Linked DNA regions of Homo sapiens: regions 1 and 2 are each linked to region 3. Evidence: chromatin loops called from intact Hi-C (ENCODE). Cell type or tissue: mammary epithelial cell. All regions are shown on one strand.

Region 1 (8,000 bases), 130 kb after region 3:
CTGATACAATATCTTATTCATGTTTGTTTTCCCTAGAGCCAACTATGCTGCCTAGCACATAATCTGCCTTCAACACATTTTCATTGAGATAAACTTTATCACCCCAACAACCCTATCAGATAAATATTACTATCAGTTTCTATTTATTTTTAATTATAGGAGCCACAGAAACTCTTACTCATCTCAAGCCTGTGTGCTGAGGGGAACCACCTGATTATCCTCATTCTTACAGAGGATGTAATCAAGGCCCAGGGAGATGCCACAACTTACATAAGGTCACCACAGCTGACTTTTTTTTTTTTTTGAGACAGGGTCTCACTCTGTCACCAGGCTGGAGTGCAGTGGCATGATCATGGCTCACTGCAGCCTTAACCTCCTGGGCTCAAGTGATCCCCCTGCCTCAGCCTTCTAAGTAGTTGAGGCCACAGGCGTGCATCTCCATGCCAGCTAACTTTTTTTTTAAATAGAAAAGAGGGTCTCCCTATGTTGCCCAGGCTGGTCTCAAACTCCTGGGCTGAAGCAATCCTCCTGCCTTGGCCTCCCAAAGGGCTGGGATTATAGGCATTAGCCACCACACCCAACAAACCACAGCAGACTTTGATCACCTAAATTATGTGTCCCTCCTCTATTCTTGGGGGTGGGGAGGGGACAGAGTCTCACTCTGTCGCCCAGGCTGGAGTGAAGTGGCATGATCTTGGCTGAATGCAACCTCCACTTCCTGGGTTCAAGTGATTCTCCTGCCTCAGCCTCTCCAGTACTTGGAATTACAGGCACCTGCCACCACACCTGGCTAATTTTTGTATTTTTAGTAGAGATGTGGTTTTACCATGTTGGCCAGGCTGGTCACGAACTGTACCTCTTCTTATCTTCGCTATTTATTGAGTGCTTACAGTGTGACTACCACCAAGCACTTTATGTATATTGTAGCACTTTTTTTCCTTACAAAAACCACATGAAGTGGGCACTATTATCATCTCATTTTACAGATAGGCAAACTGAGGATCAAGAAGGATCTGTGCCTGGCCACCCAGAGCTGAGCTGTAATCCCAGGTCTGTCCAACTCTTTACTCATGCTCTTCACTTGATGCGACATCACAGACACGTGAGGCTTAGGTTCTAAAATCAGTGCATGGAGCAAAATTCACACACGATGAAAAGTATCCTTGAAAATCTCGTAAGTCTCCTTTAAAGTAAAGTGCGTATCATTTTATTTAGTAATAGATATGTAAAAATGTGTAATATATTTCAGGGCTCTATCACATTGAAAAAATGGATTTCAACACAAGAATCACACTGTGGCATAGTCTGGCTGGATGCTCACAAATTCCATTTGTTTTCTTCTGGGACTCACAGAAAGATTTCCTTTCCTTTTGCAGTTAAACTGGGGCTGGGTGACTGGGCTCTGGCCAATGGAATATGGATAGGAATGATCAAAGTCACTTCTAGGCTTGTCCTTAAATACTTCCGTGATCCTATAGTTCAGAAGCTGGCAAACTATGACCCACTGCCTGTTTTTGTAAATAAAGTTTTATTGTAACATTGTCACGCTCATTGATTTACATACAGCCTATGGCTGTTTTCATGTGCAATAGCAGAGTAGTAGTTGTGACAGTGATGGCATGAACTACCAAGCCTAAATTATTTACTACAAGATGGTCAACCCCTCCTCCAGTACTCTTGTGGTGGATGCTTTGATGGTCACCTGGGTCTCCCTTTAGTGATGAAAAAGTTATTTCCTCATTTGTAGGGAGTGCTGCTGGAAGATGGTCCTCTTCTGCATCCAATGACTTATCAACATAAAGGTTTAATGGCATCATCACCTGGCTCTGACTCAGAACAACTGTGAAAGGCCACCTAGCTCCATAGTTCCCAGAGAGCTGGAAGAAACCATTTTGGGGGATTGCGTGGCAACTCAACCTTTCCCTCTACCCAGTTTTGCATCCTTATCTCCCTTCCACAAGCATTAATCCCCAAAGAACTCCCTAATGAAAGTCCTGCACTCTGACCTCCATCTCAAAGTCTGCTTCTGGGGAATCTGATGAGCGGCAGCTCTCATCCCCTTCCAGGGTGTTTGATAGGGCAGTGTCGCAGATGGAAGGTCTTGGGTCCTCTGAGTACTGCTCAGAGCACAGCCACCAAGAAGAGCCTCTGAATTCACTTCACAGTGTAAGAGGGGGCAGACTATCAGCTTTTATTGTGTTATGCCACTTAGATTTTGGCATTGTTTGTTCCAACAGCTAGTTCTACTTATTTTGATAAACACAGTCATGTGGGGGATAACAATGTCTGGGTCAACAACAAACCGCATGTATGATGATTGTCCCATAAGATTATAATACCGTATTTTTGCAGTACCTTTTCTATGTTTAAATATGTTTAGATACACAAATACTTCTCATTGTGTACAATTGCCTACAGCATTTGGTACCGTCACATGCTATACAGATTAGCAGCCTGGGAGCAATAGGCTAGACCATACAGCCTAGGTATGTAGTAGGCTCTACCATCTAGGTTTGTGTAAGTGCACTCTATCATATATGCATGGCGATGAGTGTGCCAAACGCCCCATTTCTCAGAATGTATCCCCATCATTAAACAACACGACAGTATACTCAGCCAGGCAAGCTACTGATGCAGCGAGAGGCTTGCAGGAACCGAGACTTAACCGTGAGAACCACAGATTCACACACACCATCTCATACTCACTATAGCATCTGCCCTGTGAGTGGGATGGAAGTTCAGGTCACTCAGTCCATGCCCATTATATTGTTCTCTTTCAGTCTGTTTTGTTTTCTGTCTCTCTCAGCACATGGAGCAGAATTCTCTTGTCAAATATAGGCATGATGTGATTGCACCTCTATCCCTGTTTGAGCCCTGACCATCAAAGTAACTTCGAGCAACTTGCATTCTGCAATGGTTGAAGAATGTAGTGTGTGGACGTCTGAGAGGAGGATAAGTGGGGCATCAAATCAAGCCCAGATGTCAGTCTCCCCAACTCCAGCTGTTGGTTGGGACAGAACTCAGAGGAAGAGCCCTCAGTGGGGGTTCCTAGGAGCTGAACAACCCTACTGCTGGCTACCCGCTGGGCGTGGCTGCACTTGTGTCAGCCCCAGTGTAAGAGCATCTGCAGAGGCAGCTGAAGCCCAGCAAGGTCTTTTGTCCCCCACTCCCTCAAAGTCATCCTAGGACACAGGTGTGCATCCCTCACAGCTGACCGACTGAAGATGAATCAGCTTCCCTGAAAGACGTGCCCCACAGGAGTGTGTCAGCTGAAACTCATCTGAAGGAGCCTGATTCCCTCCCTGACCACAGCTAATGAAAATGTTTGGCTCGCCTGGAGAAGAATCTGTGTTATTCTTTAAAGGAACAATGCTAACCACAGATGTACAGCATCTGGCATGTGGCAGATGTTTCCCTGAGTGAGAGGAACAGCAACTGGACCAGCCAGTTCATGAGATACCTTTGGGTCTAGGCATGTATTTTCCTGATTTCAGCTCTGGATTTTGCTTCTCAAAAGTTCAGGGGAAGTCCAAATGCCTCTTCCTATCACATGATATTTTCATAATATGCTCCCTGGCCTCTTATCTTCTATGATTCTCAATGTATATGCTTGAGAAAAAGACCCATACCCTTGTCCCTAGGTCCTTGCTCTTGCTGTTCTCCATGTTTGTTCCGCCATTTCTCTTTTTTATGAGTCAATTTGTTAGGGCTCTTTCCACCGCAAATGAAAGAAACCCAATTTGGACTGGCTTTAAGCAAAAAGCAAAACCGCAAAAAGCAATCCCCAAGCTACAGTTATTGAGTAAAATGTAACTTAAAAATCCAGGACCATTTGACATCAAAGTCAGGTATTGCTGGATTCAGGGATTCCAGTGATTTTTCTAGGACCTGGTTTTGTCCATTTCTCCATGTCTAGACTATGTTTTCTTCCTTATTGGCTTCAGTTTCAGGCAGGCACTGGATGATCTGTCCCTGGCTGCTTCAGGCTACCAGGTTAGCAACTTTATAGAAAGAGATTGCTTCTTTTGCAATAGTCCTGGGGATGGGACTGATTAGGCCATCTTGGGACACAAACATGTTCATCCATGAGCTAATCACAGTAGTCAAGGGGATGAGATTCCCATGATTTTCCATGCCTGGGTTCCCTGCTCATTCTTAGGGCCATGCAATGGGGTCTTTCCCCAAAGGGTATCAGGATCCTATTATGAGAATGAGGGTGAATGGATGTGGCACAAGAAGAATCAACAGATATAATTCATAGTCTGCTTCTCAAGGTCAAGTTCATCTTAGGCCTTTCTGTAACTCTGACCTTCCCATGGAGGTTTTCCTGGTGACCTCAGTCCATGTCCCCTTCTCTGTTCACTGTAGCACTTCATTGATGAATGTAGGATTGTACATACCTCCTCTGCCTTGCTGGTTGTGTCTGGAGGGACTTCCTGGGCAGTAGAGGACATGGAGTGGGATGTGGTTAGAATATGAAAGGCAAAAGTCACCTTGTATTTCCTTTCTTCATTTGAAACACAGTGAAATAAAATGGAAACAAGAAAGCTTTGAATTGGGAAAAAAAATTCAACAGTTAACAGGCAGTTTAGGGTAGGGAAGAAATGGGTCTTGGTAGCAAGGACTGGTGGGTGATACCGCATGTGTATGACTGCTTCTCCACCTCAGGCTCCCCAGTAGCTGCCTCCGCCTTCAGGTAGAATGCCAAGGTTTGCATACTTTGGGGCCAGCTGGGTGCTTATTTCGTCTGTGCAAATCATTGAGCGTTTGGTGGCCAGTGCTTTCTGCCTTATATTTCTCTCACACAACACTGTGTGGCTGGCACTTTGCTGAGTGCCTAATAATTACTCAACAAGTTTTTGTTGAGGGAAATCGTGTTGTGCCTGCCAGCACTCAAGCCGGCAGTCAAGAGGTCTGGGTTGTAATCAAGCCTCTTGACCTTGACCAGGCTAAGTAGCTGTGCAGAAAAGCACTGAGCAGGATACCAGCTATTTTTATCTAGTGTTTCTAGATCACAATAGTTACATTCCGGTTCACTTGCAGTGACCCTGTGACATAACCCAAATGCTGCAGGGTAAGGCTGTCGAGGTCAAATCTAAAGCAAAAATTGGGTATAATCGAAATGTCCCTGGAACCTCCTATAAATCATCCATAAAGTAGAGTTTAAAAAGTTTTCGGATTACAGCCAAATGCAGTAATACTTGTAAATTATGTGGGATGGATATAGTAACACATTGCATATTATTTAGTGAGAGCATATATTCTACAGTGCAATATTGAAGTATACCTTTATGGGTTCAGTACAAGATTCTCACAAACAGGAAGTTAGAGAAGAGCAACTCCGCATATCTGGCTTTGGTATTACTCTGGGGCACAGATGCCTGGAGTGGATTATCAAGCAACATCTTCAGTACTAATTAAATCATTATTTTAAATTGTTATTTTTCTTTCTCTCTCTTTGCTTTTTACTGAATGCAAATGAATGGATTTATGTAAATTAACTGTGCAATGAATTTTCCCTAGTCTTATTCAATTAAAAATGTTGATTATAGATTCAGAAGGTGCCAGGCACTGGGCTGGGTGTGGGGACTTCAGCAATGAATAGAATGGGCGTGGTTTCTGGCCTAACGGAACTTAATAGTCTTTTCAAATTGTTTTACAAATGAAGAAACTGAAGTTCGATAGAGGTAACTGCCAAATATTACACAGCCATTGAAGAGCAGGGCTGGAATTTGAATCCAGATCTTCTGACTTTAACTCTGAACTTTTCCCAGCTACTCTCTGCTGGCTTCCATGGTAAGTCAAGTCACTTCCAAAGTCAAGGCCAGAGGCCTGGAGTTCATTACTAAAGAAAAAGGCCGCTGGGACTGGCCATTTGCCTTGGCACTGGGATTTGGAATTGAGTTCATATTTGCTGTTGAATCGTTCCCTTCAGTAATGGGATAGCTTGGAATGGAATGGTAACGAGAGCCCTGTTTGCTCCAGAGGGCCCACTCCCTGTCCTGCCCACCAGCCATAGTGGTTGACCACCCTCTTTAAGCCCTCTATTGATTACAAAGAGTCAATTTCTTTCTGATGCAAATGGCTGAGCTCAGGGCAGTTAGAGCTGAGCCATGGCCCCTCAAATTACTGCCTTCCGGACTAAATATGTCAGGCAGCCTTCCCGAGGGTCCTTGTCATGGACAAAGAGACTGGTTCCGGGCTTGCATCTCCCTGCTTTGGTATCTGATGTGTGTACATTCCTTCCTCATGTGTACCCGCAAGTGGCCCAAGAACCAGGGTGCCCCCCTCTCCAAAGAGCCCCAGCTCTCTGTGAGCCTCTCAGGCCCCATCCTTGGAGGAGGAGGCTGCCAGCAAGACCCATCCAGAGCTTGCGGTTTGCCCTGGCCCTCAATGTGCTGACCCAGCCCACCACAGGGTGGTGGCGCCAGGCCTGGGCTCCTCCTCAACTGGGCAGAGCCATCTGGATGAGTTAAAGAATCATCTTCATCTTGAAAACAGTGGCAACTCCTGTCCTGTGACCCTGAGCCAGGGCAGATTTTGCATCGTCTGCTCTGTTTCATTAAGGACAAGTTTTCAGGGAGCAGATGCTTGAGTTAGAATTGATTCCTTTCTATTGCTCCTGTCAGAAAGACAGAAATAAAACATTTAATCTAAGGAAAGTTGGCTTCTCACACAGACTTGTGGATTTGCCCTTTGGAGAAATGTCACTAATGGCATTTTAATCATGCTTTATGTGCCTGGAGACCAGTAATGAGAAGAACTTCTTATTTACCAAAGCAACTGCTAGCCCCTTAATGATGGGCTAAGTATCAGCTACTGGCAGGATATGTAGTGGGGAAGTGCTGTGTAATTACCAGGCAAATTCATCATTATTTCTGTCTTATAAACCAGAATATGTGTTAAATAATACTTTAGGGCCACTGAAGGTAATTATGGAGCCCCATCTCTGTAAGAACATGTAATTATCTTACGGTTGCCCTGTGTTTACTGAGCAAATCTATGCAATTATTATCTAAAGCCCAAATCCTGCCCTCAGAGCCACAAAAGTGCACCCAAGGGCAGGTCTGCCGCATGTGCACCGGGTCACAAAGGACTGGGGCCTCCACTTCCCAAATTTCAGCTTTGCCTTCATCCCTGGACTCAAAAAGCCACAAGTGAGGCTTTGTGAAATGGGTTGTTTCTGTTTTTGCATCTCCCTGCCCCAATCCATCTCAGCCCCTGCACTGGCCTCCCAGTTTTGCGTGCTTAATAGATCCATGGGTCCCCACCACTTGGCATGCTGAGACCTCAGCATCTGGTGACAGTGGGTTCAGCTCAACAGTTCAAGCCTTTTTTAAGGCTCACCTTGTGTCAGGAATGGGGCTGGGCTCTGAAGACAAGGAACTGAACAGGACATGGCCCCTGCTTTAGAGCGCCCAGGTGGGAGGGGTGGACAGGTGTAAGGCATGGTAGGTTTGGCATGGCAGAGACTGCATAGGGTCAAAGTCAAGAGCATGGCCTCTAGAGCCAGATTGCCTGGGCTTCAGATTCACTTATGCAAAATGGGGTTATCAAAGGGCTTTCATCATAGACCATTTTGTGTTACGTTCAGCCAGTGCTTAGAATGGTCAGTGCTTAGAACTCAGCTGATGCAAGTGGCTGAGCCCAGGGCAGTTAGAGCCATGGGCCCTTAAATTACTGCCTTCAGGACTAAATATGTCAGGCAGCTTTCCTGAGGGCCCTTGTCAAAGACAAGGGGCTGATGATTCTGGGCTTGCATCTCCCTAGTTCAGTATCTGATGAGTGTGGCACAGCCAGGTTATGTGGTACACAGTTTGCTATTATTATAATGTGGTAAACATGGGTAGAAAGCCCATCCAAACTGTTCAGCCCTCAAAGGCCACCATGAGATAAAACCTTCCCTGCTCCTGCCCAAGAGAAGCCTTCTCTTTCTGCTCCGAGCTGACGGAGCACCTCATCCCAGAAGTCTCTTAGGCTGTTAGCCTTTTCTAGCAGGC
Region 2 (8,000 bases), 180 kb after region 3:
CCTGACAAAAGTCCTGAAGTTGACAAATTGAGGATTACTGTGTCTTAAATTTCCTATAGATGTATATTCTCTTTACCATGTATTCTGAAAAGTAAAGAGAGTCCTTTTTGTTGATTTATCCTGAGTTGGAGGTGGTGGGTGGGGGAGAAGGGTTGGATCAGGAAGTAGATTGGGCTAGTACCTACTGTTTGTGGGATGGAAAGTGCTTAACTATTTTGGAATATGTACATACAGGACATATTCCATGTTTTAAGCCTTCTCAGGATTAAAAATACTTCTCTTTCTTTGGCTAGGGTAATGTTGCTAAAAAATGACCAAGAAGCTGGTGAAAAGGGATGTGGTTAGGGTTTGGGAGGGTTGGAGGATGGAAGGAGATCCTTATATGAAAATTCATTTTATAGCCAGTAGAACCTTCCAATAGAGGGAAGGTAAAGTAGTTAACTTACCAAATGGGGTCCCTGGGGAGTTCCTTTAGGAAGCATGCTCCTTATTGTAATCCAAATTTATTTGTGAAAGTCTATTTTATGCCACTTTTTATATCCTACAAAAGTTAAAATTCCTCCTTATCAATGTAGTAAATTTGGGGAATTGGGGAAAAAAGTATGTCTCTTAAAGATTTTGCATCAAATGCTCTATTCTGGTCTGGTGCCACCCATGCTGGGAACCACATAGTATGATGGAAACTGGGAGTCAAGAGACCTGGAGTCTCTTCTAACTGTGCCTTTAATTTGCTCTGCAGCCTTGGGTGCTTACTTTCCTTCTCTGGTACTCAGTTTTCCTATCTGCAATATAAAGACCTTGACCAAGGGAATGTGGATTGAAAATTTTTAAAAAGTTATGTATATGGGATACAAATGAATTCTTTCACTGATATGAACATTCATGGAGTTCAATACAAAAATGGTGAAAGTGGAGCCTCCAGCAGCTGCCCCATCTCTGTATTAGTGGACCCCAGGGTGTCCCTGATGAGCCCCCAGGGCTCTGCAGATATCAATATGAAAACCACAGAAGAGGATCTTCAACATCATGTTCAGCTTTGTTATTTCATAGACAAATGTGCCATAATGAATACACAGCCCCGAGGCAGACCAGAAAATGTTTGTGCATGAGGTGGGAGGGGTGGGGGACTTCCCTGGAGCCTGGTCAATGCTGGCTGCTAAGAGAAAGCAGAGAGCAGTCATTCTCTTAACACAGATGGATCTGAATGCAGAGGGGCCACAGAGTCACATGGATTCTTACAGCAGAGCAAAGGAAGTCCCCATCCAGGAAGGCTGTTGTGGAGGAGGGGATCAGGTCCTCATGCTCTAGCTGCCATTTGGCTGGAGGTAGCCGGGAAATGGTCAGCTGGCTTGGGATCAGGGCATTCAAGAAAAATGCCTTTGGGTGCCCTTGCTTGACACTGTTCCTCTGGGTTCATTGAATCTGTACCTGGGCCATGTGGAATAAGCCAAACAGGCTTTGGGGTAAATGCAGACTGTATCCCCCTTCCCCTACACCAGGACAAGTGCCACCCAGCCTTGGAAGTCCAGCTCCACCCCAAAGCCCTTCCTGACAATGGCCGCTCCTATGTTTGGCAGCTTTAGTCCACTTTTAGCCTGATCACCTGCTGAGTCCACCTGCAGGCCTTGAACTGACCTAGTTCCCAGACCAGTCCTGAGAAGGGTGGAGCAGTGCTTCACAAAGTATGTGCCAAGGAACCCTGTTTCCATAGGAGATTAATGTGTGTTCAAGGTAAAAATAGATATTGTACCAAGTAAGCTTGGGAAATGGTGAGTTGAAGTTAAGCAGATTTCTTCATTATGGAACATCTCAGAGTTGAAACTTTAAGAGGTAGTCATGTGTGGATTTTCGAAACATATTTGTTTCAGGGAACCTTCCACCTTTGCTTTATCCAGCATCTGTTCCATGGAATTCTTTTTGGGGATTGCTGGGACAGAGTGTTTAATCAATAGCTTCCACACTTCTATTCAGTGATGCTTAGAATTAACTCAGGCTTCTGTCTTTAGGAGTTGGTAGCTGAGTCATGCATTCATTGCTGAGTTTTTGTGTTCATTGCTGAGCTTTTGCGTTCATTGCTTAACCAACATTATTTGAGCACTGCAATTGTCAGGCCCTAGGTTGGTGTGAGACCACAGAAAAGAGTAAGTTACCCATTTCCTGCCCTGTGGAGTTCACAGAAGGCAGTCAAAAGCAAATACGTAGCTGCAAACACAGATGGCAGACTCTGTGCTAGAGGTCCTCAGCCTGGTTGGAACATCTCCAGCACTGAGCACAGTGCCAGTGCCTGGGACACAGTGGGCAGTGGTATCAGCTCTGGTCGCCTTCAACTCTGAGTTGGGAGCCATAGGCAATCCTAAAATATTGGTTGACACAAGTAAACAGTTTGTTTTTTCCTCCTGTGGTAGGCTGTATAATGGCCCTCAAAGATGTCCTTGTCCTAATTTTTGTAACCTAGGAATATGATTCCTTACATGGCAAAAGGGACTTTTCAGATGTGATTAAATTAAGGATCTTGAAATGGGAGGATTATCTTGGATTATCCTCATGTCCCTGCTGTATCCTGATTGTCCTGATGTTCTCACAAGGGTCCTTAAAACAAGGACGCAGCAGGAGCCAGAGAGGAGAAGAGGCATGATGGTGAAACCAGAGATTGCAGGGATGTACTTGGAAGATAAAGGGAGAGGCCACAAGCTGAGGCACAAATGTGGCCACTAGAAATCAAAAGAGCCAAGGAAAAGGATTCTTCCCTCAGAGGAAACAGAAGGAACAAGCTCTGCCAACACCTAGGTTTAACCCCAAGAAACTGATTTTGCACTTCTGACCTCTAGAACTGGAAGAGATAAATATATGTTGTTTTAAGCCACTAAGTTTGTGGTCATTTGTTACAGCAGCAGTAGGAAATGAAGACACCCACCTAACACAATATCCAGAAGTAGGTGGCAGGAGGAATGTGCAGCTGCTTGAGCAAGTCGTCCAGGATCGAGCTCTTCCAGATTCCTGTGGCACCATCCTCCACACGTGGCATTCTTCCTCCTGATTATAAGGTGGGTGCGATATCTCCAGGCGTCACGTCCACATGGCATGCTGAAAGGAGAAAAGGGCTAAGGCTTTTTCCTTGGAAGCCTCTCCACCCCCTCTTTTTTTTTACATTCAAGGAAAGATGCCATTTCTAGAGATATCTGCTTAGATAGCCTCTACTTGCAAAGAAGTCTGTGAAGGTGATATTTTTTTGATGGTGCATGTTACTTTCCTGACCAAACTGGGATTCAGTTGGTAAGGAAGAAGGTGATAAAGGACATTGGGAAGGCAGATATCCTAGTATCTGTGACCATCCTAGTGTCCGAATGCTCAGTAAATATCTGTTAGAGGACTAAATGAATTATGGAAGGAGGGAAAACTGGAGTCAAGTTGTAGATCTGTTAGCCCATGTGAGGAAGTGGGGGACCCTGAGCTAAGGCAGGGATATAGGGGTGGGTAGATTGGAAGGGATGTGAGAGTTAATTCAGATCCACGGGGCTTGGTGACTGAGTGGAGAATCAGTGATGACACCCACCTTTCTAAGTCAGGTAGCTTACTAGATGGGGGTGCAGTTTACCAGGAAATGGAATACTGGGTGGTTTTGGATCTTCTGAGTTCAAGGTGTCTGTGGTCCAGTCCTCTTAACCTCCCTCCCTTGCCTGCTTCTCAAGGCTGTTTGCTCAGGACCAGCAATTTCCCAGGGGCGATCTGTCTGTGTGCAGCTGCAGCCACAGGGTGACACTTCTTTTGTTTTCTCTTTTTATCCCTTTCCTGTCTGGGCTGAATCCAGCCATGTTGTAAACATTTTTACGGTCAAAGCATCTTGGCAGCATCCTTCAAGCTCCAGCCTGGTGCCTCCGCTCCGTGACTCACTGGCAAAGATCTTGCTGCATAGGATCAGTTTGTTTTTTTCAGGGGGGTTGGAGTGGGGCGGAAGGAAGAGCCTCCGGTTACGGTGCTCTTAATGACTTAGTCACAGCCTGGAGTTCTCTGCTTCAGACTGCTATTTTCCATCTGTACAACTGGCCATTCAGGTACCTACTTCTAAAATTATGACCAAGGCTGTTGTATCTCTGTCGATGTTGGACCCTATAGCTCTCCATATGGGGTCAGCCTTTAGAGCTAACTGTCTCAATCCCTTTTGTTCTTGGACGAGTGGTTTGAGTCTTCCCTTGGATGGCACAGACTGTGAGAGCTCATGGATGTCCATGGTCTTCCTGGATACCTGGCTAGACTGCATTCCTCAGCCTCCCCTGCAGTTAGGACTGGCTGTGTGACTGGATATTGAGTGCTAGTGGAAAGAAGGGTTCCACTTCCGGGCCGGCCCATGAAAGGCCCCTGTGTGGTCCTCCAGGAGAGATCCAGAAGTCTCTGCGGCCCTAGGTGAATTGTGGAGTAACAGATGGGAAAAGCTTGGGCCTCTGAATCACTGTACAAAAGGCTACCTGCTGGACACCTGGGAGCTAGCCAGAGCAGAGGCATTCCTTCCACTCCTCCTGGAACTCTGTATTTTTGGAATTATCTCAGGGACTATGGTCAATGCCGCCCAGATTAGTGTTTGGTGATAGAACTTATCTTAGGCTCTTTACATTTTTATATAATTTTTATCTTTGCTTGTGTTGTTTCTACCTTTACATTGAACACCCTTTGAAAGCAGGGATTATGTCACATAATTTTATTTATTCAGAACAACAAACAGTGTTGAGTAGACAGCAGGCACTGACAAAACTTGTACTTTAAGAATTAGAGGGCCAGATGTGGTGGCTCACACCTGTAATCCCAGCACTTTGTGTGGGTGGAGCACCTGAGGTCAGGCGTTCGATACCAGCCTAGCCAACATGGTGAAACCTCATCTCTACTAAAAATACAAAAATTATCTGGGCATGGTGGTGGGCACCTGTAATCCCAGCTACTCTGGAGGCTAAGGTGGGAGAATTGCTTGAACCTAGAAGGCAGAGGTTGCAGTGAGCCGAGATTGAGTCATTGCACTCCAGCCTGGCCAATGAGAGAAAATCCATTTCAAAAAAATAAAAGAAAAAAAGAATTAGATATGTTTAAGAATTACAACACCATTTCTGCTCAGTCCTAACACCATTAGGGAATATGTAAGCAGCAATAAAAATATAAAATACAGTCCAGTATCCCTCCCAGAGCACACAACAGTTTCTCACTGATTGTTCAGAGCTTTTGTAGCTTTCAGCGTACATATATTAGATGCTAATATGATTATCGTATGTATTGAGCACTAACAATTTTCCCAACACTATGCTGAAAACTTTATTAAATTATCTCTTCACACACCGGGGCCTTTCAGGGGGTGGGGGGCAAGGGGAGGGAGAGCATCAGGACAAATACCTAAGGCATGCGGGGCTTAAACCTAGATGATGGGTTGATATGTGCAGCAAACCACCATGACACATGTTTACCTTTGTAACAAACCTGCATGTTCTCCACATGTATCTCAGAACATAAAGTAAAAAAATTTTTAAAAATCTCCTTTAATACTCATAACAACTGTAGGTACTATTATTTTTCCCACTTTGGCATGAGAAAATCACTTCTAAGAGAGGTTGAGTAATATACTTCAAGCCACTGAAGTATAATAAGCATAAGATCTGGCATTCAAACAGAGCCTGATTCCAAAGACCCAGCATTATATAACAATTTCCTGCCCCATTCTTTCCCACACTCAATCTCTTGAGTGGTCCAGAGCCCTGTGGGATTTGCCATGCCTGCTTTGTCAGAGTAGGCATCTAGCCCTACCTGTATTCAATGCCCGGGGACCCCACCCCGCCTACTCAGAGCTGTAACTGACTCTTTAGATTTCGTGTGTCTGTGTATGCCAAGACAGATGTGAAACCTTCAGTTGGGCAGATTAGCATCTCAGACTCAAATCAGGCCCCACATCTCGCCTCAGACACGTCCAACTCCCAGGCTGCTCCCGGTGCTAAGGTGGGACCGGCAGGGAGCCAGACAGGAGCACAATGTTCTCTGCCCATCAGACATTGTCTGACACCTGCGTGGGATTACGGGGTGAGCCTCCAGGCTCCAAGGGACACTCCCTCAGCATGGAATGACAATGAATTCAGCGAATTGTTGGAACTTCAAGTAAGGAAGAGAAATCTAACAGGCATTTCTGAGACCTATGATGATCTGTGCTCTGAAGGGGATGCCAGTGGAGAAGTTAGCGCAAAGTCCCCAAAGTTAAAAAACACACAGGCTTCGACAGCTGCAAGGCCCCAGCTCACCCCAGCGCCTCCTCCGGATCCTTTTGTTTAGGGCCAGCCCTCTTTCTTTTCATAGATTCTTGCAGGGGTTTTTCAAGATGATGATAAAAATAGTGCTGACAGGCAATATTTCTTGAGCCTTTACTAGTACTCTGCTAAACATTTGATGTAAACATGTCACATTTAATATAGCAAGCCTAGGAAGAAGAAGGTGCCATTTTTATCTTTCTTACAAATGAGGAAACTGAGAGGCAGGAAAGAATTGTCCGTGCTCATATAGCTTGGGGGTTGTGGGGCTGGAGTTCCAGCCCAAATTTCTCTAACTATCTACTAGCATTGGCTCAAGTGCCCAGTGAGCAGTTAATTATGGCAGCAGCTTGGCCTAAGAGAGGGAGCACAGGCTTCAAAGTTACCTAGATTGGGATTCAAACCCTAGCCCCACCACATCCCAGCTATGAGTTCCTGGGCAAGTTAGCTCAGCCTCCTGGAGCCTCTCAGTTCCTGAGCTGTGAAATAAAAATGACAACAGTAACCTCCAAGAGTTGTGACGGTTACTGAGAGAATGTAGGGCATATGGTAGGTGCTGAGCACGTAAATGTAGCTGTAAGTATTACATTTTCCTAAGGGCAACTTCTCTGTATGATCTAGTACTTGTATATTCTGTTGCTAATCCATTCATTTACTCTTTGATTTATTCATCATGCATTTACCGAGCACCTATTACATTCTAGAGATTGCTGAGGATGTGTCCTGTTTGCTGACCAGGACTTTCAGTTAGGATTGCGTAAGTCCACACTTATCAGAAACCCAACTACAGTGGTTTTACCAAAGAGAGGGTTATTTTTCAACCATGTTCAGAAGTTTGGAGTCAGAGAGTTTGAAGCCGGGTGTAGTGCCTCCATGATTCCATCTGAGCCCCAGCCACCTTTATCCCTTTGCTGCTCCAGCTTTGATGAAGAGCTTTCATCCTCATGGTCACCTGTGGCTATCAGACGGGCTGTTCCACTTCCAGTTCTTTGGCCACACTCCAGGAAGAAAGAAGAAAGGAACCAGGAAAGAAGACATGCTTATTTATGTCAGAAGAAAGAAACAGTCCGAGATATCCCCAACATACTCCTGCTTATGTATCGCTGGCCAGAATTATATCACAAGGTCACCTCTAGCTGCAATTAACAACATCGGGGTTCTTTTGGTAAAGAAAAAGGAGAGCATAGTTGTTGCAAGTAGTACAGCACCAGCTCAGATTCTGTTGAATATTAAGTGTCTTTAAAGCAAGCCTTGGCAATTTGCCAAGCATTGTTTGTACTTTTCACTTGTTACTGGGTTTAAGCTCCCTAGATTTGCACAACAACCACATGAGGGAGGTAGGTACTCCCCTCCCCATGCTCCATTTCTCACACTTCTCATTCCCACTGGCGGCAGGTTCTCTGGGAAACCCAGGGCTTTGGCCTTGGCCTTGTGCGTGTTACAGGGCAGGCAGGTGGGGCTAGCCTAGTCTCCTTCCTTCATTTCCCCTCTCAGCTGTGCAAGTGCAGGGTGCTGGGGGAGGAGACGAGGTAGGGCATGAAGGAACACAGTGGAGTATATGGTTGGCAAAGGCGTGAAGGTCCTTGCGGACAATGGCTGAGATCATAGGCTTTGGGGCTTGAATCCTGGCTCTGTCATGATTCCTGTGATCTTGGCAAGTTGGCGACCTCGAAAATACAGATAATGGGAGTGACAATTTAAATAAATTAACACATGAAAAGATCCCAG
Region 3 (8,000 bases):
ACCCATATCTGCAAAGGGGTCATTGCAGGGGATGGGCCATGTCTGCAGCAGATGGATGCAGAGGAGTTGGTCAACCGAAAATGTTAATGGCGAGGACAGGATGTGGAGGATCCTGGCAGAGAAAATGGCAGGTGCCATGTCTAGGGGCATGAGCACACTCCCCAACCCAGGGCACAACTAGGGTCTCCAAGATGACCACAGACCCCTGCCCCAGCCTCCTTGAGGGTAGGAACTGAGAGTTGAGTACTGGGCGAGGCTCATCCCCATGATGGGACGGCAGGAAATGCTCGTCTGGGGCCGAGCACACTCCTCAGCTCAGCCTGCGGTTTCTTGGGGCTGTGCATTTGCAATGAGCAAGAGCATCCCAGCAGGCAGGCTTGTGGAGCACTAATGAGGGAGATGACAAGCCTCCCGATGGATCTTGCAACGGGCTGGGGAGGAGGGACCAGCCTTTTAACTCTAGGAATAATGGACAATGAGAGCTTCTCTTGGAAGGAAAAAGATGCTTGTGAGGAGATAATGAGAGAGGCCTCGGGGGCTCCTGAGTGCTCTCCAGAGGCTTTGGGGGACGGACTGCAGCCTGCACGGTTGCTCCCGCCCTATCTGATAGGTCTTGTACATTGCTATAAATCAGTTTTCTAAACAGAAGAGATTCTGTCTGGATAAAAATAACTTCTGCAGAATCTTCTCTTTCACTTATTTATAAAACCATTCATGATTAGAATATAAAATAAGATAGAAAGTCATGCCTCTTTTTAGCTTGTTGTATTTTACCATATTAAGAAATGAAGAAAAGTTTTTTTGGTTCTGCTCACCTGGATCAGCTAAACTCAACTGACTAATTTCCTTTCCCTTTGGAAAACTAATTTTGCTTCTTAGGTTTTTGTGTTCCTAGCTCATTGTCCCCAAGGTTAGTGATTCAGTAGTGGCCTGAAGTTATCATTTAATAGCAGTGTTTGCAATGAATTAAGAAATAATAGGATGAAAACTTCCCAAGTATGCGTATTCATGGGTGATATTAAATCAGTCTTCAGAAATTGGAGGAAAGTTTGGATAGAACTGAACTGAAAACAGCGTCTCTGGCATAGCTATGTGAGGACAGACATTAGATGGAGGTGAAATACACCAAGCTGCAGCACAAGTCATGATTTGTCAGCACCCTGAAGAGTATCTGCCACTCCCATCTCGGTTTATTAATGATGCAACAGTTCTGGGGACTTGGCTGTGACTGGAGCCAGCCTCCCATGTAAATGTTGAATTTTTTTTGTGGCAGTTTCAGCCCTGCTGCTCACTGTGGCTTAGTATTTGATTAGGAAGGACCCCTTGCTCAGAGTGTTTATCCCTCCTGGAGTGGGAATCAGGACTCTCTTGTTGCAATTCCAGTGCTGCTGATAACTTCGTGAACTTGGGGCCTGTATGTACTTTAACCTCCCTGGGACTCAGTTTCCCCATCTGTAACATGAGGAGATTGGCATAGAGCATTCTAAGTCCTTACAGCTCTAACATCTACTCATGATAACAGTCCTCATTTTGGCTTCTGCCGTAGGTACTATTTGCCTTCTCTGCCTTCCATCATATACACAATCTGCCATGTTGCCACAGCAACCTTGTGAGGTTGGTACCATCATCATCCTCATTTGCAGGTGAGGAAACTGAGCCGGTGGCGTGATTATCCGAGTCCCTCTCCTTATAGGAGTCGCCTTGGCTGGGTTGCTGTGACTGATGACAAGCCCAAGGTGCAGATGCTGGATTTCTTAGCAGTACTGGCTCGGGTTCTTCTGGGTTTGGAGGTTGATAAATAAAAGTTGCACAACCTTAAGCTTATCCAAGCCTTGTTATAAACAGTGTCAGAGTGATCAGATGCTACCAGTTGAGGCTGTCCAAGTTGTAAGCAACCTCAGCCCTCTGGCCCAGCCCTTTCTCTCCCTTCCCAGGGCAATTGTAACCTGGAAGAAAAACAGTTGCACTTTAGAATTCTGATTTGGTGTTGCATTTGGCTTCAGAGACGTGAACGTCCAAAAATAAACAGCTGCTTGGCAACTCCAGTCTCAGCTAAATGGCCTGGCATTTTCAGTCTTTCTTTGAATCTGATATTGTCTGTGTTAGCGTCTCTTGTGTTACCAGAGGCTTTTTCGTGCTCCGGGTTATGTGTAGACTGTGAAGTAACCCATCCACACCCACATTCCCTGGCATCACTTCATCCACAGGCCCTCCTTGGGCTGGGACTAGGGAGATACCCATTGGAAGCAAACTTTCCATTTACCAGGGGTAAATTAATTCAAGTCACTGAGCCCCCTCAAGGAAGCCTGTGTTTAATTCCTCTGTGTATAAATGGAAGGTTCATTAATTTTCATCAGTCATCTAGTATGTAATATAACTGCTTCCTGTTTAAGCTACAGAACAATAGGTGTCGTCAGGGCCACATTTACCCTGCTTTAAGGTGACTGCTCTCAAACCTCAGAGTGCAGCAGAATCACCTGGGAGGCTGTAAAGAATGCTGATACCAGGTCTGCCCCCTACCCTGAACACTGCCACCTTCATTCACTAGCTCTGGGGTGGGCCCAGGAATCTGCATTTTAGCAATCAGTTTCCCCTTTCCCCCTAACCAGGGGATCGGAGGCAGGTGATCTGCTCACCACCCTTGGACAGATAGTGCTCTAGAGTCTCTGACTGTCCTTTTCAGGCGGGTTTGTGGCTCACTTTTGGCATGCCCACTCAGCACGAACTTTCCGGTGGCCTTTTTGCTATTTCTTTGGTTCTTGCCTGGTCAGCCACGGTTTGTATCTTATGTTTACAAACCTCAACAGGGAGTGTGAATCTGCCCACGGTTTCTTAGTCATTAATTCCACTTCCCTTGTGGCATCACCACTTGCAATGACATTCTTAGCTCAGTCTTTGAAGGGGAGAGGGGTGGGGGTGAGTCTTAGAGACCAAGGAATGACTGTCCCTGTAGATAAAAATGTCCCAGCCCTGAGGTCCTCCTGAGCTGGCCCAGGCCCAGTCAAGCACGAATCTGCTTTGTTTTTTATGTTCTGAAAATAGAATGCATTTTTTATGGCAGGAGAGAAATCAATATCATCACAGGAATCATCATCTCTTTTATGTAGAATTTTGAGAAATAGAGGTTTGAGAACCAAGTTACAGAGGATTAAATTTTCAGAACCTCTTACAACATTAAAGGGCTGATGAGGGCCAGTGAGGGGATGCCACTCTTTGAAGGAAAAGCTCCTAGCTACACATACCATGCTCCCTGGCTTCAGTGCCTCGCCTCAGAGCCTGTTGATACAACTCTTGGCTTCCAATCCATTTCTTTCTGAAATACATTCATGTAGGACATGAACCAACAGGCTAAAGAGGAAGGGAAGAAGAGGCCCATGGGCCCCCAGGCAGAGCTGGCTTGGTTCCCATGGGGCCCGTTGCATCACAGCAACTTGCTGGGGTGTTGTTCTGAGTTGGCCAGGCCCCTCCATAAAGAGCCCGGGGTCATTTAATTAATTAGGGGCTTTGTTTGCAAGATGGGTGGCATCACCGTGGTGACTGTCCTCGGCCAGAGGCTTTTTGAGTGAAAGCCACATGGTGATCCTGGGAGCTTTGGACCGGTGTGGCCTCGGTGGGGCTGTGCCTTGCCCCACACTCTGTGCATCTCCCAGGCAAGAGCAGGAGCACTTTACAGCCTCCAGCCGGGCTTGGCTGCCTGCTCCTGCTGCAGGCGGCCTCTGGGCTCCTAGGTAAGGAGAGATCCCCTGAGCTGCCTCTGACTTCGTGCCCTGCAGCTCCCGTGGAACGTGCCTGGGTATGAGATCACACCTTGTGAATGGCAGGGAAGTTGCCAGCTCGTGTTGCTGGGATTAGGATGCAAACTTGTTCTCACTAAGTGATGCTAATGCCATATTTATGACTGTGTTTCTTCCCTGCTGCTCAGCCCTCCAGTCCCTCCTTTTGGGACCTCACATATGACCCTGTAAAACTTCATCTGCTTGGAGGGGGGTCCATCTCACTAGGCTTTAGGGACCCTTTCGGATCCTACAGGAGATTCTGTTCCCTGTGATGTTTTCTATTCATCCCAACTTTATTCATAGCCTTAAAAATCAGCAGCCTCTGGGCTCGAATTCTAGCTCCACTTTTTTTTTTTTTTTTTTTACAGGCTATGTAACTTTGGGAAATATTTATCTTTCCTGGCCTCAATGTTCTCATCTGTAAAATAGGATTGTAGGTAGGCTTAAATGAGATAAGGTCCACTGGCACATGATTAACACCTAAGAAATATTAATTATTGCTATTATTAAGAATATTGCCACTGATTTAAAAATGTTGAGGGTCAAAGACGAAGCACTAAGACCTGGCTACTCCAAGTGTGGTCCCTGGGGCTGGCATCACCTGGGACCTTGCTGGAAATGCAGAATCCCAGGCTGGATACCCAGACCTATGGATTCAGAATCTGCACTTTTTCAAGATGCATGGGTGACTCCTATTTGAGAGGCACTTCAAGAATACTCCTTGAAGTCCAGCTTATATCAATGAATGAGCATGCAGGGAGATGGTTGCAAAAGGAGGAGGGCAGGGATTCTCTTGGTTAGAGCCTCGACGACATACAACCTGCCCAGACTCTCTGCCACGCCCCCAAGGCTGGTCCTACACTACACAGGCGTCCTCTCCATAAGACACCAGGACACCCTGGGGCTGGCCGGATATTAATTTTAACCTGCTTTTGCCACTGTGCAAATGTGGGGAGGGGAGGATATGTGTGGGGGTGGAGAGGAGCCAAGAGACCTATGATATGATTTGCTGTGGGCTCATTACCTCTTAAGTGTGGTTTATAATCACTGCCATTCAGTGAATACTGTGTGCTGGGGCCTTTACTTACCTAGTTTCCACTCCTCACAACAACCCCAAGAAACAGGATTTTGTAACCCCATTTTACAGGTGAGGAAACCGAGACCTGGGAAGTTTGGGCTTGCCTGAGGTCACCCAGCCGGTGACAGTCTGAGCATTTACTCTTCTACTCTGCATCCCCCAGCCCTTCCTAGGTCACCAAGCTCTGAACACCCACAGCAGCCAATGTGGGAGAGGATGCCCAGCAGGCCACAGAGCAGGTGGTTTTTGGTGATTATTCAAAAAAGGAAAAACCTCCAACCCTCAAGAGGAGGCTGTGCCTGTTGCATGTAACAGAATTGGCTGGGCTGAGTTTGCCTCTGAAACAGGCAGGCACTGCAGGGCGGGATTCACAGGTTCTCCACCAAACCTGCTGCTGCAGAAGGTTTAAACATTAAACCATAAGGTGGCCTTATTTAAAAGCAGACCATTTTATAAGGCACATGGTACTGTCTAGACTTGGGAACATTTATGAATGTGGCTGTACTGTGAGTCGGGCTCAAACACCTGAGTTCCCTCCTCCTCTCAGGCTCTCTGACTTGTACAGGAACAAATGGGATTTTTAGGGGTGGAGGGTGTGTGATTTCAGACATTTGGTAATCTCTTCCTGCTGGGCCCCTTCCTTACCTCTGTGTTTCTTTGTAGATGTGAGAATTGAGGAAAACTGGAGAGGAGGTTTCCTCCGCAATGCCGGGCATGTCTGTGCATTTCTTTGGTAGCCCTGGCCATGAGGGTAATTATGTAATTACTGGTGTGAGTTTTGCTTATTGCCCGTACCCTCCCCACCCCACCTCCCACCTTGAGGGCTGGAGCAGTCGCGCTGGCTCCCTTTTGTGTAGCCGGTACTTGGTAGGTTTTCAAAAAGAACAAGTGGATGAACAGTCAAATTTCATAAAGGCTGAAGTGTGAATATCTTGAGGCTGAGTTTTGATTTTAAGTAGGAACATATTTGTGCCCTGTTCAGCTGAATGGTGAAAGGAGACAGTGTGGGAGCGGGTGGAGAAATGCTCCTGGGATTGCTTTTTGGGTTCAAGATGTTCATCCTCCTGTCTGGTTTGGACTCAGGAGCCCTGCTGATAATGGTGTGTAACCAGCTGATCTGATCTTCCTGATTTCAGATGAGGTTGCAATGTAAAGACCCAGGATGGAGATGCTCTTGTCCTTTATGTACTATGAAAACATGTCCCTAAGACCTCCACTCACTGTCTCTTGAGGAGCCAGGAGGAATTCAAGTTTGCTCTGAAAAAGAAAGGAAGAAGGGAAGGTTCTACTTACAGAACACTCACTCTGGGTTAAAAAAGACTGACACTTATTTAGCAGTTACCCCCTGGCCCAGGTGTATTCTTGAGCACCTGATGTGTAATCCTTACCAGGACCTATGAGGCAGGTACTATTATTTCTCTACTAGATGAATGAGAAAACTGGTGCACAGAGAGGTTATGTAACCTGCCCAGGGTCACACAGCTAGAGGGTGATTTTAGCCTGGACTTAAAGCCATGTTCCTAAGCATTATGCAATACTGTCTGTGCACTGGCTCAGTGTATCCTTCAACTTCCTGAAGCAGATACTTTTGCAGGAGCTGCGTTAGAGATTTTCTTTTTTTTTTTTTTTTTTTCCTTAACAACCCTTAAACAATATGACAATCATTCTTAGCTCCCTGGGTCCTACAAAAACAGGCTGAATATGTGGCTAATAAAGTAGTTGGTGTGAAATGCTCCAGAGAAGATAAAATGGGAAGGGTATAGAGAGAGGGAGGTGGCCATAAGTGTGGCCTTATCAGCTAGAGGGATCAGGAAGGATCTCCCTGAGAGGGTGGTGTGAAGCTGAGGCTTAAATGAGAAGGGTGCAAAGATCCCTGGCATGTAAAGCATTCAGCACGGTGTCTGCTCCATATATTAAGTGGCTAATGAATACTGGCCATTACTATTAGTAGTAGTAGTGCTTTTTTGTTTTGTCATTAACCGGCTGTCTGAACCTTGGATGGGTCCGCCACCACTCTGGGAGTAGAGCTGAATGTCTTCCCTCCAGCCTTGGCAGGTGCACAGATGAGAGTGATTTCTAGCATTTGTCTCCTCCTGACTTCCTGTCACCCCTTTGAAACAGGGGAGCAGAATGCACCCTCTTTTACATTTTCAGTGGAAAAATCATTGTAGGAAAAGGGAAAATTTTTGTGGAGAGACAGCCACTATGCTTATTAACATTTATGGAGCCCTTTTAGTTTCCTCAGTGCTGAGCAAGGCTTGATGAGAATGTGGGCACTTTCCTTTTCACACCCAGCTGAAAGCATCCCCTGGCGATTGCACCATGGGACCCTCCGCCTCGCTGGACTGTTAGGGGGAATCAGCAAGTGGGCCTATTTTTTTACCCTTTAGAATGTTGCTACCCTCCTCTGACCCTGCATGGTGAAGAATTTATGCCTATTGTAACTTGACAATAGAGCCTCCTTGAGGCCAAGTTCAGCTTGCTGCATAATCAAAGGGGTGGTTTCTACCCTCGGCCATCTTTAGTTTATGGAGGAATGTAGGAGTTGTTCCAGCAGCCACCCACACCCTCCACAGCCTGTGTGTGTTCACTGTCTGCTTCCTCCCAGAACAAGGTCCCAGGATTACAGCCCTTCCTCAGATAAAATAAAGCCATCCAGTCATATCTTTACATTTGACGTAAGTGAAGGGAAGTTTTTCTTGCCCTATACTGAATGGGGCTGTGGTGAGGACTTGGGGTAGCTCTGAGTCTGGCTCTCTGCTGAAAAGGGGCCTTTAAGCTGGAAGGCTCATTCATCTCCATGCAGCCTCCTTCTATCCAGCCATGGGTCCACCCAGGGTCGAAGGGAGGTGGAGCCTGCCCCTGGGTTTACAGCAGGGCCCCCTGTGTTTTATATTTGTTTAGCTATTCCTCTATTGCCTGTGTAGATAGATGTTAAAGGAATTCTTAATCTTCTTACTATTATGCTTGTCGTGGCAGTATTATTTAACTGGGGTGGTTCCCCCTTTTTTTTTCCCCAGTTCTGCTACCACCTCTCTGGTCTGAGCTTGCATCAATTAATAACAGCAACCCTCCCCTCCCTCTAGCTTCCCTCCTTTCCTCCTTCCCTTCATCTTTCCTTCGTTTTTTATCTACCTGCCTACCTG

What was found. Peaks named below come from ENCODE experiments on the same cell type or tissue, not always from the same donor. Only the 100,000 strongest peaks of a DNase experiment are listed, where the experiment ranks them.
Region 1: a loop joins it to region 3, with 2.9 times the contacts of the local background. A loop is called at or near these places in 4 of 110 quality-filtered maps.
Region 2: a loop joins it to region 3, with 2.8 times the contacts of the local background. A loop is called at or near these places in 3 of 110 quality-filtered maps.

What each region holds. Positions count from the first base shown.
Region 1 is chr12:105,979,117-105,987,116 of GRCh38, reverse strand. No RefSeq gene overlaps it. Among named protein-coding and RNA genes, the nearest start is that of NUAK1, 160 kb to the left of the region's middle. In mammary epithelial cell, no CTCF peak of the experiment used is centred here; DNase peaks (open chromatin) are centred at 136 and 3,336; H3K27ac peaks cover 1,361 bases.
Region 2 is chr12:105,930,333-105,938,332 of GRCh38, reverse strand. No RefSeq gene overlaps it. Among named protein-coding and RNA genes, the nearest start is that of NUAK1, 200 kb to the left of the region's middle. RefSeq lists an enhancer at 2,389-3,588. In mammary epithelial cell, no CTCF peak of the experiment used is centred here; DNase peaks (open chromatin) are centred at 2,062, 3,002 and 3,902; H3K27ac peaks cover 2,778 bases.
Region 3 is chr12:106,108,043-106,116,042 of GRCh38, reverse strand. All of the region lies in intron 1 of NUAK1 (NUAK family kinase 1), which reads left to right. Among named protein-coding and RNA genes, the nearest start is that of NUAK1, 27 kb to the left of the region's middle. RefSeq lists enhancers at 1-274, 275-851, 6,932-7,676, 7,677-8,000. In mammary epithelial cell, a CTCF peak has its summit at 7,310 (motif pointing left); DNase peaks (open chromatin) are centred at 1,172, 2,822, 3,372 and 3,662; H3K27ac peaks cover 4,008 bases.